Regions from separate parts of the Homo sapiens genome. Here region 1 is linked to region 2. A link is an interaction called in ENCODE POLR2A ChIA-PET data of the cell type or tissue named here. Cell type or tissue: OCI-LY7. All regions are shown on one strand. Each heading gives the region's core, and the rest is flanking DNA. Links, peaks and the distances in the headings are about the cores only. Region 1 overlaps GNG7 (G protein subunit gamma 7). Region 2 overlaps GNG7 (G protein subunit gamma 7).

What was found. ChIA-PET counts read pairs that join two places held together with the same protein. Peaks named below come from ENCODE experiments on the same cell type or tissue, not always from the same donor. Only the 100,000 strongest peaks of a DNase experiment are listed, where the experiment ranks them.
Region 1: POLR2A ChIA-PET joins it to region 2 with 16 read pairs; 9 of 35 experiments call an interaction of 5 or more read pairs at or near these places.

The regions. Positions count from the first base shown.
Region 1 is chr19:2,636,037-2,638,936 of GRCh38, reverse strand. All of the region lies in intron 2 of GNG7 (G protein subunit gamma 7), which reads left to right. Among named protein-coding and RNA genes, the nearest start is that of MIR7850, 6.8 kb to the right of the region's middle. In OCI-LY7, for the core only: CTCF peaks have their summits at 1,586 (motif pointing right) and 1,788 (motif pointing right); a DNase peak (open chromatin) is centred at 1,816; H3K27ac peaks cover 759 bases.
Region 2 is chr19:2,697,365-2,700,264 of GRCh38, reverse strand. The region is part of intron 1 of GNG7 (G protein subunit gamma 7); the gene reads left to right. Among named protein-coding and RNA genes, the nearest start is that of GNG7, 3.9 kb to the left of the region's middle. RefSeq lists an enhancer at 1,583-1,702. In OCI-LY7, for the core only: no CTCF peak of the experiment used is centred there; DNase peaks (open chromatin) are centred at 314, 614 and 1,284; H3K4me3 peaks cover 1,648 bases; H3K27ac peaks cover 2,280 bases.

The sequences.
Region 1 (2,900 bases), core at 307-2,806, 61 kb after region 2:
ATACATGAGCATCTCCTTTGTTTTTTTTATGGATCTCTTCCAAATTTTAAGATTATAAAAAAATCACCTGTATTTTGTTCCGATTGCATGTTTTACACTTAAATTCTGAACTACTTGAAATTTAACTATGCTAGTGGGGCTCACGGAGGAAGCAGGGGTGATTCTGACCCAACCCTCCCCTCCCCTCCCCTCCCCAGGGGATGCTGGGAGATGTCTAGGGATGTCTCTGGTTGTCACGACTGGGGGGTGCTCCTGGCATGAGTGGTTGGAGGTCAGGGACACTGCTCAACATGGCCCCATCCAAGAGAATCATCCAGCCCCAATGTCTACAGTGCCCAGGAGGGAGAGACTCTTTCTTTCTCCCTTCCCTTCCCCTCCCCTCCCCCTTCCCTTCTCCTCCCCTCCCTCTTCCCTTCCCCTCCCCTCCCCTTCCATTCCCCTCCCCTCCCCTTCCCCTCCCCTTCCCCTCCCCTTTCCCTCCCCCTCCCCTCCCCCTCCCCTTCCCCTCCTTCCCCTTCCCCTCCCCCTTTCCCTTCCCATCCCCTTCTCTTCCCCTTTTCTTTTCTTTTCTCTTTCTGACAGAGTCTCGCTCTGTCACCCAGGCTGGAGTGCAGTGGCATGATCTCAGCTCACTGCAACCTCTGCCTCCCAGGCTCAAGTAATTCTCTGCCTCGGCCTCCCGAGTAGCTGGGATTACAGGTGCATGCCACCACGCCCGGCTAACTTTTGTATATTTAGTAGAGACAGGGTTTCACCATGTTAGCCAGGCTGGTCTTGAACTCCTGACCTCGTGATCCACCTGCCTCGGCCTCCCAAAGTGCTGGGGTGACAGGCGTGAGCCACCGCACCCGGCCCATTCATTATTTCAAAACTGACTTCAGTCCCTGCTCACACTGGACACCAGAATAAACTCCCGATGGGGCAGATGGTGTAAATCAGGGGGACCCCCAGCTCCTGGGATTCATCTCCTCTCTCCCTCCCAACTCAGGGTGTGGATTTCAATGTGTGCAGCCTCCTGGGACCTCAGCATGGCAGAGGATCATGGGACGCGGAGTCTCTTGGGGGTCCGTGGAATCCCCTAACCCGGGGGGTCTCAACCAGGGGTGATTCTGCCTCCAGGGGACATCTGTAATTGTCATGATGGAGGGATGCTCCTGGCATGGAGTGGATGGAGGCCAGGGACGCTGCTCAGCACCCTATGGTGCCCAGGACGGCCCCACCCCAGAGAATCATCAGGCTCTGATGTCCACACACGCAAGGGGAGGCCCCAGTAGAGGGGACGGAATTAGTGGTGAGCAGGTGTGGTGCCGGCTGACCTTGAAGGGGTTCTCTGTTACAAAGGGTGGCGTGGGATGCGGGCTTTTCCTGATCTTTTAATAATGTTGCTAGTCATTCATTGAGCACCTCCTGTTTGCTGGGCGCTGGGCTGGGCGAGTGCGGCTTTGGCTCCTGCGGGCACAGGGTGGGAAGCTTGGAAACTCACCTCCCTACAAGGACGGACGGGGAGGAGAGCGAGGCTGTGAGGGGTGCAGGCGCCTGCGGGGGTCTCTGACCTCTGGGTGGCAGCCTCTCCAGGAGAGCAGGTGCGCCGCCAAGTGAGGGCCGTGGCTGCCTGTCCTGATGACAAAACCAGCACCGTGATCCCCTGCTCCTATCCTTCTGCAGGCCCCAGGGCAAAACAACAACGACAACAGCAAAGACGGGCCGGGCTCGGGGGCGGGGGGAGCCTGTTCCTGGGGCCTCTGAAGCTCGATTTGCAGAGGGCTGCTGTTACCGCTGGCGGCCACGAGGGGGCAGAGGAGGCCCACGGAGTTTCCTGGCCCCGGGCCTGGAGCCGGCAGGGGGCTGGAGATGCGGGGGGTGCAGGTAGGGACGGGGGTGCAGTGGGTGTGCAGGTGGGTGCAGGTGAGGACAAGTGGAGTTGGAGGTGCAGGTGGGGACAGAGGTGCAGGTGGGGACGGAAGTGCAGGTGGGCGCAGGTGGGCACAAGTGGGGACGGAGGTGCAGATGGGCGCAGGTGTGCGTAGTTGGGTTCAGGTGGGTGCAGGTGGGGATGGAGGTGCAGGCAGTGCATACTGACTGTATCCCAGATGTCTTCAGTCACCCCCGAGCCCCTCTTTAAGCTCTGTCACTACCCCCACTGCAGTTTGCTTGATACCTTCCTGGTTCAACACTGACAGCCCTAAGTCCCAGGCAAACCCAGATGGTTGGCCCCTGCCCTAGGGGCCCCTGTGGGCACACTCAGAGCCTCTCTGCCCAAAACCAGAGGCGGTCCCTGGGTGTTGTGCGTGGCAGGAGGCGGGAGGCACTGGCTCTGCTCCCCAGGAGTGGCCTTAAGGCAGTCAGGGAATGCACCTCACACTCGGGCACAGAGGTGTCTCCAGAGCAGAGCTCGGACCAGAGAATGGAAGGCATAAAGCATCCCTGGAGGGCTGGGTGGCCCTGGGAGAGTGCAGGTCATCCTGCCATGGGAATCAGACCCTGGCTTGTCCCCACCATCAGGCCCTGGGGTGCCTGTCATCCCCCCTCCCAGATGTCATGCTCCTCAGGGTGAGAACTGGCTGTGGACCTGGGGCTGCCACTCCCCAGCTCAGAGAGGGGTCATTGTCCTGGCGGGCAGAGGGCCTGGATCCTCGCCTGTGAGTTAGAGACTCGTGCGCCCCTGAGTGAAGGCAGTAGAGAGCTGGTTCAGTTTGGCCAGAGGAGAATTCCATCCACCCCCTGAGTGGGAGGGAGAGAGGAGGTGAATCCCAGGAGCTGGAGTTACCCTGATTTATGCTGTCTGCCCCTTTGGGAGTTTATTCTGGTGTCCGGTGTGAGCAGAGAGCAGACTCTGTTTTTTTCCAAATAACACAGGGTCTCTCTCCCCCTGGCTCCTGTAGACATTGGGGCCACATTTT
Region 2 (2,900 bases), core at 257-2,756:
GAGGCTGAAGCAGGAGAATCGCTTGAACCCAGGAGGTGGAGGTTGCAGTGAGCCAAGATCACGCCATTGCACTCCAGCCTGGGCAACAGAGAGAGACTCTGCCTCAAAAAAATAAAGGAAAAAAAAAAAAAGGACTGCAACAACAACAAAAATATGTCTTATTATTATTGTTATTATTATTATTATGTTGAGACAGAGTCTCAAATATGGAGCCTGTTTCCATATTATTAAAAGTGAGTAAAAAACTGAAAAGAAAGAAGACTTTGCCCACACCTGGTGGCAGGAGAGTCTCAAAGCTCGTTAAGTAACAGATGCACCTGTTCAAGAGAAGGCTGCCTGGGTCATTCTGATTAGGGGCACCCCGTAAGGAACCACATCGAGCTGTGATTATACGCTTGAAATTTTGAGTTTACAACTTCAGTTCATGGGGTGCGTCTGGGTCTCTCTATCCCAGCGCTGCGGACATTTGGGATCTGATTGTCCTCTGGGGTGGGGCCTTCTGGGCACTGCAGGGTGCCGAGCAGCATCCCTGACCTCCACCCACTCCACACCAGGAGCTCCCCGCATTGTGACAACCACAGATGTCTCCGGATATCACCCAGCGTCCTGTAGGGACAGAGATACTCCAGTGTGGAACCCTTGTTATAGACAAAACTGATTTATTTTCTCCTTTAACGACCTCATCTCCCCTTTGATGTGCAGGAAGTGGGGTCATTCAGAATTGAGGATTGCTTTTAAGTCATTTAGTGCTGTCATTCGGAGAGGGGAGAAGTAAGGTCTCACTGCTTTTAGAAAACATTAGAAATGCCTACTTATGGCTGGGTGCGGTGGCTCACGCCTGTAATCTCAGCACTTTGGGAGGCCGAAGTGGGTGGATCACTTGAGGTCAGGAATTCAAGACCATCCTGGCCAACATGGTGAAACCCCATCTGTACTAAAAATACAAAAACTAACTGGGCGTGGTAGCACACGCCTGTAATCCCAGCTACTTGGGGGGCTGAGGCAGGAGAATCACCTGAACCCAGGAGGCAGAGGTTGCAGTGAGCTGAGATTGCACCACTGCACTCCAGCCTGGGCCACAGAGTGAGACTCTGTCTCAAAAAAAAAAAAAAAAAAAGGCTACTCCTTTCTAGGTGGGCCTTTTATGTGGCTTTTGAACACTTAGTACTGATTTAGAAGATGGCCTGAAGTTGTCAGTTGCAAGCATTGGAAGATGACAATGTTTGCAATGTGCTTTCTTGGTTTTAACCTGGAACGTGAAGCTTCCAACGAAGCTCAAATTCTGCAGGTGCGTCTCGATCTTACAGAGGAGCTTTATTTAGAAAACATCCTTTGACCGATACCGTTATTTTCTGTTCTTGTTTCATGCTTCGTAAACCCTGGGGCCCCACTGTTTGAAGGCAAAGAGAACTAAACACAAATTACCCTCACGTGTAGACAATTCAGCTTCGTGTTTACTGAATGGAGGCATTTTTCTTGTTCACCGATAGTAGTGGAAAACACTCCTTTCTTCATTCAAGGTGTTATTCGGATTTTTTCAGTTCCATCTGGAAGCAGCGATGGTCTTTAAAATCGTATCCAGAGTCATTTGTATTTTTGAAGATGCTTCATGGTTTCTTACAGGAAGGTCGTGCCTGGTCTCTATAGGCTTGGGAGCTGGTGCTTTCTTTTTTTCTTTTCTTTCTTTTTTTTTTCTTTTTTGAAACACAGTCTTTCTCTGTCACCAAGGCTGGAGTGCAATGGTGCAATCTTGGCTCACTGCAACCTCCGCCTCCAGGGCTCAAGCAATTCTTCTGCCTCATCCTCTCGAGTAGCTGGGATTATGGGCGTACACCACTGCACCCGGCTAATTTTTATATTTTTAGTAGAGACGGGGTTTCACCATATTGCCCAGGCTGGTCTCAAACTCCTGACCTCAGGTGATCCACCTACCTCGGCCTCCCAAAGTGTTGGGATTACAGGCGTGAGCCACCGCGCCCGGCCTGTCCTTTTTTTTTTGAGACATGGTCTCATTCCGTTGCCCGGGCTGGAGTACAGTGGTGCGATCTCGGCTCACTGCAACCTCTGCCTCCTGGGTTCAAGCCATTCTCCTGCCTCAGCCTCCCGAGTAGCTGGGACTACAGGCACCCACCACCACACCCAGCTAATTTTTGTATTTTTAGTAGAGACGGAGTTTCACCATGTTAGCCAGGCTGGTCTGGAACTCCTGACCTCTGGTGATCCACCTGCCTCGACCTCCCAAAGTGCTGGGATTATAAGCATGAGCCCCCGCACCCGGCCTGTCTTTTGTTTTTGAGATGTGGTCTCGTTCATTGCCCAGGCTGGAGTGCAGTGGCGCCATCTTGTCTCATTGCAACCTCCGCCTCCCGGGTTCAAGCGATTCTCCTGCCCCAGCCTCCCGAGTAGCTTCCATTACAGGCATGTGCCACCACGCCCGGCTAATTTTTGTATTTTTAGTAGAGACGGGCGGGGGGGGGGACGGGGCCCTCACCATGTTGGCCAGGCTGGCCTCGAACTCCTGACCTTAGGTCATCCACCCACCTCAGCCTCCCAAAGTGCTGGGGTGACAGGCGTGAGCCACCGCGCCCGGCCGCTGTGTCCTTTCACGGCTGATTTCTGCAATTCTGCGTCCTTGTTGATGTCGGGCGCCTCTCCCCGCTCGTTGACATTTCTTGACTTCACTTGTCACTGCTTTTTATACATGCACTCTTTGGCCTGGCCTCTGTCTCTTAAGGGTTAGAGAAAAGTGTTCATGGTTTACGTCACCCAGGAGACCCTACCGATGAGTGTGAGAGCTAAGGAGATGGGCTGACCCATCCTCAGTCACACAGCGGCCCCCGAGGGGTCACTCCTGTCCTCCTCCTCCCCCATCCTGCGGCGTGAGTGGGCCACGCTCTCTC